Regions from separate parts of the Homo sapiens genome. Here region 1 is linked to region 2. Evidence: chromatin contacts called from ENCODE Hi-C or POLR2A ChIA-PET data. All regions are on one chromosome and are shown on one strand. The core of a region is the stretch at or near the end of the contact, and the rest is flanking DNA. Distances in the headings are between cores, read along the strand shown. Region 1 holds the start of TMEM39A (transmembrane protein 39A). Region 2 overlaps UPK1B (uroplakin 1B).

What was found. Hi-C counts contacts between places; a loop is a spot of excess contacts on that map. ChIA-PET counts read pairs that join two places held with the same protein, here RNA polymerase II (POLR2A). Pooled maps may share reads with other maps.
Region 1: a loop to region 2 is called in a pooled map, with 3 times the contacts of the local background. The contact joins the promoter of TMEM39A here to the enhancer-like site in region 2. A Hi-C loop is called at or near these places in 6 of 50 pooled maps. POLR2A ChIA-PET finds 5 or more read pairs at or near these places in 5 of 52 experiments (CD4-positive, alpha-beta T cell, Caco-2, HEK293 and 2 more).

The regions. Positions count from the first base shown.
Region 1 is chr3:119,462,122-119,467,946 of GRCh38, reverse strand. It overlaps TMEM39A (transmembrane protein 39A), which reads left to right and starts at 4,332. Exons shown (of 9, transcript NM_018266.3): 1 at 4,332-4,611; 2 at 5,799-5,825. RefSeq lists enhancers at 4,082-4,141, 4,172-4,661.
Region 2 is chr3:119,203,809-119,209,311 of GRCh38, reverse strand. UPK1B (uroplakin 1B) reads right to left here. Exons shown (of 8, transcript NM_006952.4): 8 at 4,169-5,395. The coding sequence ends at 5,345. Among named protein-coding and RNA genes, the nearest start is that of B4GALT4-AS1, 20 kb to the left of the region's middle. RefSeq lists enhancers at 1,914-2,438, 2,439-2,965. Within about 2 kb of position 2,496, at least 2 of the 41 ENCODE cell types and tissues checked have a DNase peak (open chromatin) inside an H3K27ac peak, as active enhancers do.

The DNA of each region.
Region 1 (5,825 bases), core at 3,083-5,582, 260 kb before region 2:
TGTCACCATGCCCGGGTAATTTTTGTATTTTTAGTAAAGACAGGGTTTCACCGTGTTGGCCAGGTTGGTCTCAAACTCCTGACCTCAGGTGATCTGCCCACCTCGGCCTCCCAAAGTGCTGGGATTACAGGCGTGAGCCACCATGCCTGGCCAAGAACTTTAAACTAAATTTGATGAAATTTTGTTTCTTGACAGTGGGCAACATGATACTGGACAATATAGGTATATAGTATAGTACAGGTATATATCTTTATACAGGTATATATAGGTCAGTGTAGATATATTTAGTAATCATAGAACTACAAATATTTATCTATTTTCTTTTTTTTTTTTTTTTTTGAGATGGAGTTTCGCTCTTGTTGCCCAGGCTGGAGTGCAATGGTTCAATATCGGCTCACCACAACCTCCGCCTCCTGGGTTCAAGCAATTCTCCTGCCTCAGCCTCCTGAGTAGGTGGATTACAGGCTTGCGCCACCACACCCGGCTAATTTTGTATTTTTAGTAGAGATGGGGTTTCTCCATATTTGTCAGGCTGGTCTCGAACTCCCGACCTCCGGTGATCCACCAGCCTCGACCTCCCAAAGTGCTGGGATTGCAGGCGTGAGCCACTGCGCCCAGCAATATTTATCTATTTTCTAAAATGTACATGGTTATATCCCTAAGCCTTGTGGAAATATGGAAATACAGGGAAGTACAAGATCAAATCTGTGCTCCCAGGAGTTTAGAACTAGTAGGGAAGACAAATATGCTTCCTTAGAGATAGTTTACAATTTAAGGCAATAGTTAAGTGCCACTGGTTTCAGTGGAGGAAAAGATCAATATGAAGTGGAAATCTGGAGAAAGGGGTAGGAGGGGTATATTTTGTACTGAAGAAAAGGAAACGTTACAGTTAAGGAATATTGTGCTGGAGTCACTAAAAATATGGGAGCCATAATTTGCAGAAGGTGGGGATCAAATTTAGCTTGACAGTAGTGGAGGCTTTAGGATGCACGTTAAGGAATGGTGGAAGAGAAAATAATGTTGATTACCTAGGAATGGGCCGTATCGGTCACATATTACACCCATATGGGCATTTGGTCTATATTCCACCAGGGCAGAACCACCCAGTTTTTGTATGAGTGAGGCTCACTTTGGGTGAACAGACAGGAAAAAAAATGTATATCCAAAACTATAGCATATTTCTTCTGGAATCCAAATGAAACTTTAGTCAAAAATTTTTCTACTTCCAGGAAGGTGTGCAGTACAGTCATGTGTTGTTTGACAATGGGAATATGTTTTGAGAAATGTGTCAGGCAATTTTGTTGTGTGAACATCATAGATTATACTTACACAAACCTAGCTAGTATAGCCTACTACATACTGAGGATATTTGGCATAGCCTATTGCTCCTAGGCTACAAACCTATTCAGCATGTTACTGTACTGAATATTACAGGCAATTGTAACACAATGGTAAGTATTGGTGTATCTAAACATTGAAAAGGTACAGTAAATGAGTAAAAATGATACACCTGTATAAGGCACTTACCATGAATGGAGCTTGCAGGACTGAAAGTTGCTCTGGATAAGTCAGTGAGTGGTGAGTAAATGTGAACACCTAGAACATTACGCTACTATAGATTTTATAAACACTGTACAGTTAGACCATACTAAACTTATAAACACGTTTTTCTTTCTTCAGTAATAAATTAGCTTATTGTAACTTTTTTACTGTACAAACCTTTTTTTTTCAACTTTTTGACTTTGTAATAACACTTAGCTTAAAACACAAGCACATTGTACAGCCATACAAAAATATTTTTTCTTTCTTTCTTTTCCTTCCTTCCTCCCTCCCTCCCTCCTTTCTTTTCTTTTCTTTTTTTTTTTTTGAGACAGTCTCGCTTTGTTGCCCAGGCTAGAGTGCAGTGGTGCTATCTCAGCTGACTGCAACCTCTGCCTCCCAGGTTCAAGCAATTCTCGTGCCTCAGCCTCCTGAGTAGCTGGCATTACAGGTGTACACCATAACACCTGGCTAATTTTTGTATTTTTAGTAGAGACAGGGTTTCGCCATGTTGGCCAGGCTGCTGTCAAACTCCTGGCCTCCCAAAGTGTGGGGATTATAGGCATGAGCCACTGCATCCGACCTATTTTCTTTATTTCTATCTTTATTCTATAAGCTTTTTTCTATTTCTAAAATGTTTTATTTTGTTTTTTACTTTTTAAACTATTTTATTGAAAACTAATATGCAAACACACACGTGTGTGTTTGGGTCAGGCCTATGCAGGGTCAGGATCATCAATATCACCATCTTTCACCTCCACATCTTGTCCCTCTGGAAGATCTTCAGGGTCAAGAACACACATGGAACTGCCATCTCCTAGGATAACAATGCCTTCTTCTGGAATACCTTCTGAAAGACCTGCCTGAGGTTGTTTTACAGTTAACTTTCATTTTTTTAAAATAAGTAGAAGGAGTACAATCTAAAATAACAATAAATGTATAGTATAGTAAATATATAAACCAGTAACAAAGTAATTTATTATCATTATTTAGTATGTTATACTGTACATAATTGTATGTGCTATACTTTTATACAACTGGTAGTGCAGGTTTGTGTACACCAGGATACATTGCACTACAACATAAAGACAGCTACATCATTAGGCAATAGGAGTTTTTCAGTTTTATTATACTCTCATGGGCTCACCATCATTTATGTGGTCTTTCATTGAAACATCATTATGGGACACATGACTGTATTTAAAAATGAAAAAAAAACCAGAATGGTTGTACGAGTACTGGAAGTACAGTTTCTACTGAATGAGTGTTGGTTTTGCACCATCATAAAGTTGAAAAATTGTGAGTCAAACCATCCTAAGTTGGAGACTTGTGTGTATTCCTAAGTGACAGCTCTGTGGTACATTAGGACATTAGGAATATTTGGGAATATTAGCAACTTTACTGGTTTCGATATCAGTCATTCTGGCTCTAAATTCTGGTTCTGGCTCTTATTAGCCAGGCTATTTTCTTTTTTTTCTATTATTATTATTATTATTTTTGAGACAGGGTCTCTCTCTGTTGCCCAGGCTGGAGTGCAGTGGCACAATCTCGGCTCACTGCAAACTTGACCTCCAGGGCTCAAGTGATCCTCCCACCTCAGCCTCCCAAGTAGCTGGGACTACAGGTGTGAGCCACCATGCCCGATTTATTTTTTTACTTTTTTCATAGAGACAAGGTTCCACTATATTGCTCAGGGTGGTCTCAAACTCTTGGGCTCAAGTGATCCTCCTGCCTTGGCCTCCCAGTGTTGGAATTACAGTCATGAGCCACCCTGCCTGGCCAGGCAGGCTATTTTCAACAAGCTACTTAACTTCTCTTAACTTCAGTTTCTTCTGTAAAATAATAACCATAGTAGAAGCTATCAAAATGTGAGATTTAAATGAAATGTGTAAAGCTACTAATCCAGTGCCTGACACAACAAAATTCTTAATAAAGGTTAATCATTCAATCAATACAAACAACTTTCTATTAAGGAGATTAAAATCTCTGGAGTGAAAGATTACACAAATGCTCCTTTTGACACTCTTATCTTCTTCTAATACCAAACTATTGTCAATTCCTGAACTCAAGATGACGTTGCTCACAGATCTTTACCTTTTTATCTGCCACTTCTCCAGGAGGACTGCCATTCTCCCACAAAGCCCCTATGCCTTTGTGGAGTCTTGGCTGAAACCCCAAGCTCTCTGCAAAGCTTTTCTTGGTATTGACATCACCACCATCCCACAGAATTCGTTAGTGTTACATGCTATCTCTGGACCTTGGACACACTTTTAATATTGTAACAAATGGTAATTACTGTATTTTCTTAGTGTCGCCTCTCTTCCACTAGACTCTGAGCTTTTGTGGTATTCGCTTTGTAACCACAGCATCTGTCTAGTTCTTAGCAAACAATAAGCGCAGGGTTGGATGCTGACGCATGACTTCATGACTTGGGCTCCCTCACTTAGCAGTAACGTGACCCTAGGTGACACCTCCTAATCTACACTCATCTGTAAAATGGCGGTGATAACTTGTACATGGTTACTACATGGAGTCCAAGAGACAGCAAGAAGGATCAGTAGCATGGTGCCCGCACCTAGCAGCCGCTAGCTGACTGAGGCCGAAAGAGGAAATGCTTTGGCCAACACTGGCCGGAAGGGGCGGGACCGCGAGTTAAGAGGAGAAGGCGCGCCCCACTGCGCAGGTGCAAATGGTAGGGGTTGTCGTGCCGGCTGATTCCGGGGACGCACTCGCGGCTGGGGCAGACCGCGGTCGCGTAGCTGACGTCATCGCCGTGCGCTGCCACGTCTGCTCAGCTCCGCGGTAATGGAGGCTAGGGATGGGTGCTGAAGTATCAGGCTCTGGCTCTAGCTTTAGCTCTGGCACTGGAACTGCGTCGGAGTCTGGGTCTGAGTCTGGCAGCCCGAAGCCTGGACACCTTTTCTTGATTCTCTAGGCGGGGGCTGCCTGCGTCCAAGCAGCTGGTTTGCAGCGTTCCAACGCTGGGAGGGAGTTCCCTTACCTGGGGTCCAGTCTGTAAAGTTGTCGCCGCTTTCTAGGGACCCCGCCCCACCGGCTGGGACTCTTCCATGCGTGAGTATTACTGAGCTGCCCCAAGGTCCGGCTGTCCTGGACCTGCCTCGGCCCTCTTGGGTGTGCGGCGGAGACTGCTTTGTCTACCTTTCTGCCGACTTCTCTTAGGGACCAGTCTGTTGAAGTTTGTGGTCTCCTGCAGTCCACCACACCGCATACTCTCACCTCTTCCGTCCCAGTTTTTTCCCTGCACTTTTCTTTCCCTTTGCTTGTTAATGGAGCAAGGACCAGCAGCCCCTGCATCCAGCGGTTTGAATGCTTTGTTTGACTTGGGGTTAGTTTACAGCCGAAGGCTGTTAGGAATAGGGAGCATTTGAAAACACGGGTTTTTTCCAGTGTCATCCTTGGGTTTTAGTTGTATTGTTTAGGAAACATTGGTATCCATGTTGACAGAATCATGATTTTTGCCGTAGAATGATGAAAAGAGCTTTTTTTTTTTTTTCCAGTGAGGATCTTTATCTTTTACTTGCTTCTTAATCTTGCAGTTTCAGTAATTTCTGTATGATTTTACACCAGCTTTTCTGGAGCGGGCATCCCCTTGAAGAGTTTCTTTCAATATTTTAACCCTAACATATAGAGATACCACTCGAACAGTTTTACTTTTAAACTGTTAAAAGAACTACTGGTACCCTTTCATTCCACTTCCTCAGTCCTGACAACCTCTGCAGAACAGGGGACACTCCCCCCCCCCGCCCCCCCCCCTTGAAGAAACACACTCAGAAGAACACACTCAGAAGTTAACTTATCCGGATAAGGTCAGATAATATGTGACCATCTGAGCTCACAAGCCATATCCCTTGATAACAAAACCTAATGTTTTATAAAGTGCCAATTCTTCTATATTTCAAGTAGTTTAAGTGTGAAACATTGAGCTGGAAATGTATAAGGTGTGATGTTTCTTGTAAACTTCTATTTGATTATAATATCTTACAGATGATACAAATCAGTTGACAAAAGACACAAATCATCACTTGCCTAAAGCTGAACAGAGCTTAGATCAGAACTTAGGCTTTTGACCCATTAGAGTCTGAGTAGTCCTTTAATTCGAATAACGTAAGTAGTAGACACTGGGAACATTCGTTTGAAAATCTTATTTTGTAAGGCCTGCTTACTCAGTGTTTGTCGTTGTTTTGTTGCCTACTTTAAAAATAGTCTACTGATGTTTAAATGTTTTTGTTGTCGTTCAGAGTTGAAACTGGTTGACAACCATTAAC
Region 2 (5,503 bases), core at 1,247-3,746:
ATCACTTCCACTCAAGCCCCAATGGATAGATTTCCTGGGAGCCCCAAAATGCTCTGTGAATGGACTTGAGTGAGATAAAAGACATTTTCTCCCAGACTTGAAATTCACTTTCCCCAATCCTATTCATATATGCAGTCCCTACCAAAAACCATTAACATGTTCTGCAAGATGAAGCATATTCAGGTACATTTCATAAGTTCTTTTTCACCAATCACATTCTATAACTTAAAAAAAAAACCCTCTATCCTTAGTGCCTTCGATATTTTATGCTATTTCTACCTTCGTTGATTTTTTTGTATATGCATAACCATCTTATACCTGCTGAGAGGGCCTGATCATTCTAAAAGTATACACAAGGGAGTGGTTTAGAGGTTCCACCCCTAGGAAGTACACCTGTACAGGTAAAGCCTCCATTGTTCCATTGATAATTGTTAAGATTTAAATAAAATTATCAAACCTTGTGTGCCCATGTGTGGAGTGTGAGTGTGTGTGTGTGTGTGTGTGTGTGTGAGAGAGAGAGAGAGAGAATGAGAGAGAGATGTGGGGGCTTGGAGCAGAGGTTGGTGAAGGGTGGGACATAATAATAAACTAAGTGCTTGCTCTGTATCAGTTTCCTTGATATAACCTCCTGATTGGCATCTCTTATAGACCGATGCACACTGTACGTATCTTACTGAATCCTCCCAGTCCTGTGTGAGGAGAGACCAGTTTTTCTGAAGCAGGCTCCAAGAAGCTAAGTGACTTGTCAAAGAGCTGGGATTTGGAGCCAAGTACTTTGACTCCAGAGTTCATGTTCTTAACCACTTCATGGTGATGGATAAATAAATACACCTACACCAGGAAGGAATAAATACATCCTATTTCCTAGAGGAAATAAGGATTGGAAGACTAACTTGGAGAGTGTCAATGCTCTTCAGCCAAAACCCCCCAGGAACACATTGCAGATAAATTAATTGGGTTAGAGTTGATCAAAGGGTACAAAATTTCAGTTGGAGGAATAAATTCAAGAGCTCTATTTTGAAAAAAATTGGGATTGTGACTAGTTGCAATCGTTGCAGTGAGTGAGAACACACCATGGGGGATCCATGAAGCAACTCAGTAGAAGGAAGTTAGAATTATTACAGCATTTGGGCTTTGGTTGGGTCATTTGGGGAGGGTCCAAGAAAGGGTTTGCTCTGTTGGATATTATCAGAAAGCAGGGGCAAGTCCATGGTTGTTTATTTCAATAAGTTTTATTTGTAGGGAGGGAGACTAGCAAGAGAATAAAGCTGTAATTGGGAAGACATAGCAGTCACTAATTTTAGCCAAGAAAGCAGGTGTTTGGTTTTTTGTGGGTGGCACAGTGACCTTGTTTTTGTCTATGCATAGACAAAATTATGCAGTGGCCTTGGCTTGCCTCGTTTTGTCATGGTCTCAGAGTGACCCTATGAGGCTGGTATTCTGTGAGATTGTTTATGTCTAACAGGAGAATAGTTGAGCCTAGTTGTGAGTGCCTCACCAGCATCTGTTGCTCTGTAGTTCTTTTTCAAGAGGAACTCAGGGTAGAAACCACTAGAAAGTAGGGCATGACAGTACCATTTCTCCAAACTCCAGGATTTGACTATTTGTGTCTTAACAATGTGGAGTGGGGGCGTGTGCTGGGGGAAGGGTTGGTTGGAGAAGTGTATGGGATCTCTGTTTCTCGGCAAGGCTGCCTTTCTCTACAATGTTTCTGGATCCCTTTACGGGATCTGGCCACTTGAGCCTTATAATACAATAGCAAACTCAGTAGTCTATAGCTACCCTTCTTTGGGGTTCTTCTTTGATTCAGTCTCACTTATACAGGCTGAGAAGGATCTGGAAGAGACACTAGAGGAAATACTAGACCCAGAAGGAGAAAGGAAATTGTTCCATCAATAGAAATGAGAAACCAGCTTAGTTTCTAATTCCTCAACCACAACACAGGTTGTCAGATTGGTTGGGGTGGGGGTGTGAGATTGAGAGGAGGTTAGATTTTCAAGTTCACATGACTAGTATTCCTTTTATGGGTAGCCAGAAAATATCTGATCTTCTGTTTAAAATAGAAGCAGTTCCTGTTTATTCCAGCTGATGTAGAGAAAGAAAAGCTACAAGGCTGACAAGTAGGAGCAATGGGCTTTTAAAAATTAAATGACAGACTGTTTGCCTGCCAGGAGCCTGTGGAGCAATCTAGGGATGGAAATGGCCAGCCAAGAGAGCATGATGACCCGCCTGGCGTTGCAATCAAGTAAAACTTACCCAAATTAGCCTGACACATTTTTGGTGTTAGTAATTATTCTTTGCCCACCTGATAAGCAGGTGTTGAAGAGGGAAGTTTCACAAGATAGTTGTGTCTGGGCCTGTCTCACACTCAGCAAGCTGCCAGATCCCTAGAGCCAAGCCGCCTGGTTCCCCTTTGCCTCCCTGGTTTGCTGGGGCTGGGGCTGGGGCTGAGCCTGGGCCTGCCTGAGCATTGGCTTGGGGCCACTTCCAGTCCCTGGAGCCAGAAGGAAGAGGGGCAAGGCTGGGCCTCCAGGGAAGGTGGAGGGACATGGGAGCAGGAACTGGGCAGAATAGAAACTGTCCTGAGGTTAAAACAGGAGAGCCCTGTAGAGGGAAGCACAGGAGTCCTGAATGGCCAGACTCTCTGCAGGGTGATCCTCAGACCTCGTTTCTGTCTTAGCTGAAAGGTGTGTCCTCCTCAAGTGTTGGAGCCCCAGGACATAGTGGGTGCCTGTGTTTAGGACCTTATTTGGTTTTGGAAGGAGCAGAGCCTGCCCCCATTTATAGTGGACTTTGCACCTTCTATAAAGGAGGCTGAGGCTGCAGGAAGGAAACTAGCTGGAGAGGGGGCAGGGGGCAGTGGCTCACTGACGGCCCCTTCTCTTTTAGTTATTGCTTGGTAAGGAAGTCAGGGGATAAGATTTAAGGAATAGTAGGTGGGCCATCTTGTCCCGCAATGGCTCTTTCATGCTCCCACTGCTGTGCTGGATTCCACCAACTAGAGATCAACCTCAGTTATCAAGAAAACGTCATAGAGATTGAGAGAGTGGAGTTGAGTTGTCACCCACTCCTTAGTATGAATTGGTTTCCAAAAAGGCCTTCCCCTAACCTAGCCGAGATCTAATCATAAGAAGGGAATTTTGCTACTTGGGTGGCTGAGGCAGGAGAATCGCTTGAACCTGGGAGGTGGAGGTTGCAGTGAGCCGAGATCGTGCCATTGCACTCCAGCCTGGGCAACAAGAGTTAAACTCTGTCTCAAAAAAAAAAAAAAAAAGGGGGGGGGGGAGGGAGGCGGGGAATTTTGTATGTAGAGAGAATTTTGGAGCATGAAGCCCTGGAAGGGAAGTAGGAGTGGGTTTGGGGCAGGAATTGCTCAGGCAGTCGGGAGGTGAGGGCACTGGAAAGCCCAGTGAGTGGTGGAGGCAAAAGGCACCAGAACACACAGGAGAGAGTGTGCGGAGGAAAATGAGAGCACGGCTGTTTCAAAGCTTTGCCCAGAGGAAGCTCCTTCCCTGTCCTCCTGTCTTCTAAAGGACCACAGAGAGAACCTTCTCAGCCAAGCACAGGTGTCATTTATCTCGATATCCCATGATCTTCATTCAGGAGAGACAAGGCAGGCCAAGGAGAGGTGAACTGGCTGTGCTGTCAGGACATGGACATTTGGTTCCCTCTCCTGGGAATCAGGGATCGGGCTCCTGCGCCAGCTTTACAACCAAGGCAAGTCCCCTCCAATCCTCCTTGTCTTTCCCCTACCCCCACGCTCAGCCTCACTCACAGGTACCCGGTGGGGGCATGGGATGGGGGTGCTGCCTGCGTCTGAGTCAGCTGGGAGCAGGACGCCAAAGTGTTTTCTTCATGAAGGACACACAGTTCTGCAGTTAGCATGGGCGAGGTTTCCACTGCTTTCAATTGCATGAGGTAAATGATTTGAAGAGCATTAGTCTCATCACTGCTTCTGGGGTAAGTGTAGCAGGAGCAAAAAGTAAAAGTGAGCGTAGAAGTTCCCACCGTTTAACTGTAAGGCAGCGTTTGCCAGCATCCAGCAGGAAGCCACACCCTGTGTCTGCAGTTTCTACCTCCTCCACTTTAATTCCCATGCTTTAGGCTTTTCTGTTGGAAAACCCATTTTGTTAGACTCATATATGACATTGGTAAAAATGAAAGTGAACAGATTTTAAAGCTGTCTTTACTTATAAGACCAGACAAATGTTGAGTTATAAGAATTTCCTTCAGGACCACAAATGGAAACATAGTGCAGATGAGAAATATTTTGACAGTAAACAGAAATCCCTGTAAATCACCCCATTCTATTGGCTGGCTTGCTTCTCTCCAGTTTGAAATGGTCTCAAGCTGAGACCATTCAGGGCAAAGACTGAGTAAATATATAACAGGCACCTTGTCTGTCCCCAGAAGTCCCCACGCTTTTTTGTTTGTTTTGAGACAGAGTCTGGCTCTTTCATCCAGGATGGAGTGCAATAGGTACGATCTCAGCTCACTGCAACCTCTGTCTCCCGGTCAAGTGATTCTCCTGCGTTAGCCTGCCAAGTAGCTAGGATTACAGGCACCTGCCATCACGCCTGGCTAATTTTTGTATTTTTGTAGAGACGGGGTTTCACCATGTTGGCCAGGCTGGTCTTGAACTCCTGACCTCAGGTGATCTGCCCACCTCGGCCTCCCAAAGTGCTGGGATTACAGGCATGAGCCCCCACGCCCAGCCCACACTTTTAATTAATGGAGAATTGAGGCTACTAAACACATACTTCAAGGTATGAAAGGAAATTTGAACCACTGTTAAGAATTATTCTGGAGAATAAAAGGATCTGAAGGTGGCATCAAGAGAATCACCCATCTCCATATATGGGAGCTACTCTAGAAAGAAATGCAAAAGGTATATTTCAGTAATCTTTTCCCAACTTCTCTGTTCCCCTGACAATACTGAGATCAACAGAAGCATTGGAAGGTTTCTTTTAGATAATAGTGAGAGATACAGGCAGATTGCTAGCCAAATACAGCTCTGGGTTACTGTGATAACACAGGTTCCTTCGAATGTATTTATTTTCCCAAATTAAAAATAAGCAGGGATGGAAGTAGTTATTATGCATTTTTCAAATTCTCCTTTCAACAGTCTATATAAATGTTGCAGAATGCTAGACTAGGATGAAAAGTAGGAGTCATGAGAACTGCAGAAGCCTGAGATCCTAAAGGAAGTCCGTACCATCTGACTTGGCAATGTAAGACACACACGTTAGTGTGGGGCACAAACGTGGAATATTAGGAGAGAGCTGGTTCCAGCACCAAATCCAGAGTCACTCGGGGAAGGAGGTATGGTGGCAACACTTTATGCTTAATATTCAATTCTGCTCCAGTAGAACATGGTACCCAGGAGAACCCAAAACTGGAATAGAAAAAAACAAGGAAAAATAAACAAGGGATTGTTTTAGAAACATCTCATTCTTGGAAAAAGTGGATGTTAGGTTCATTCAGGCTTAGGTGACAACAGATT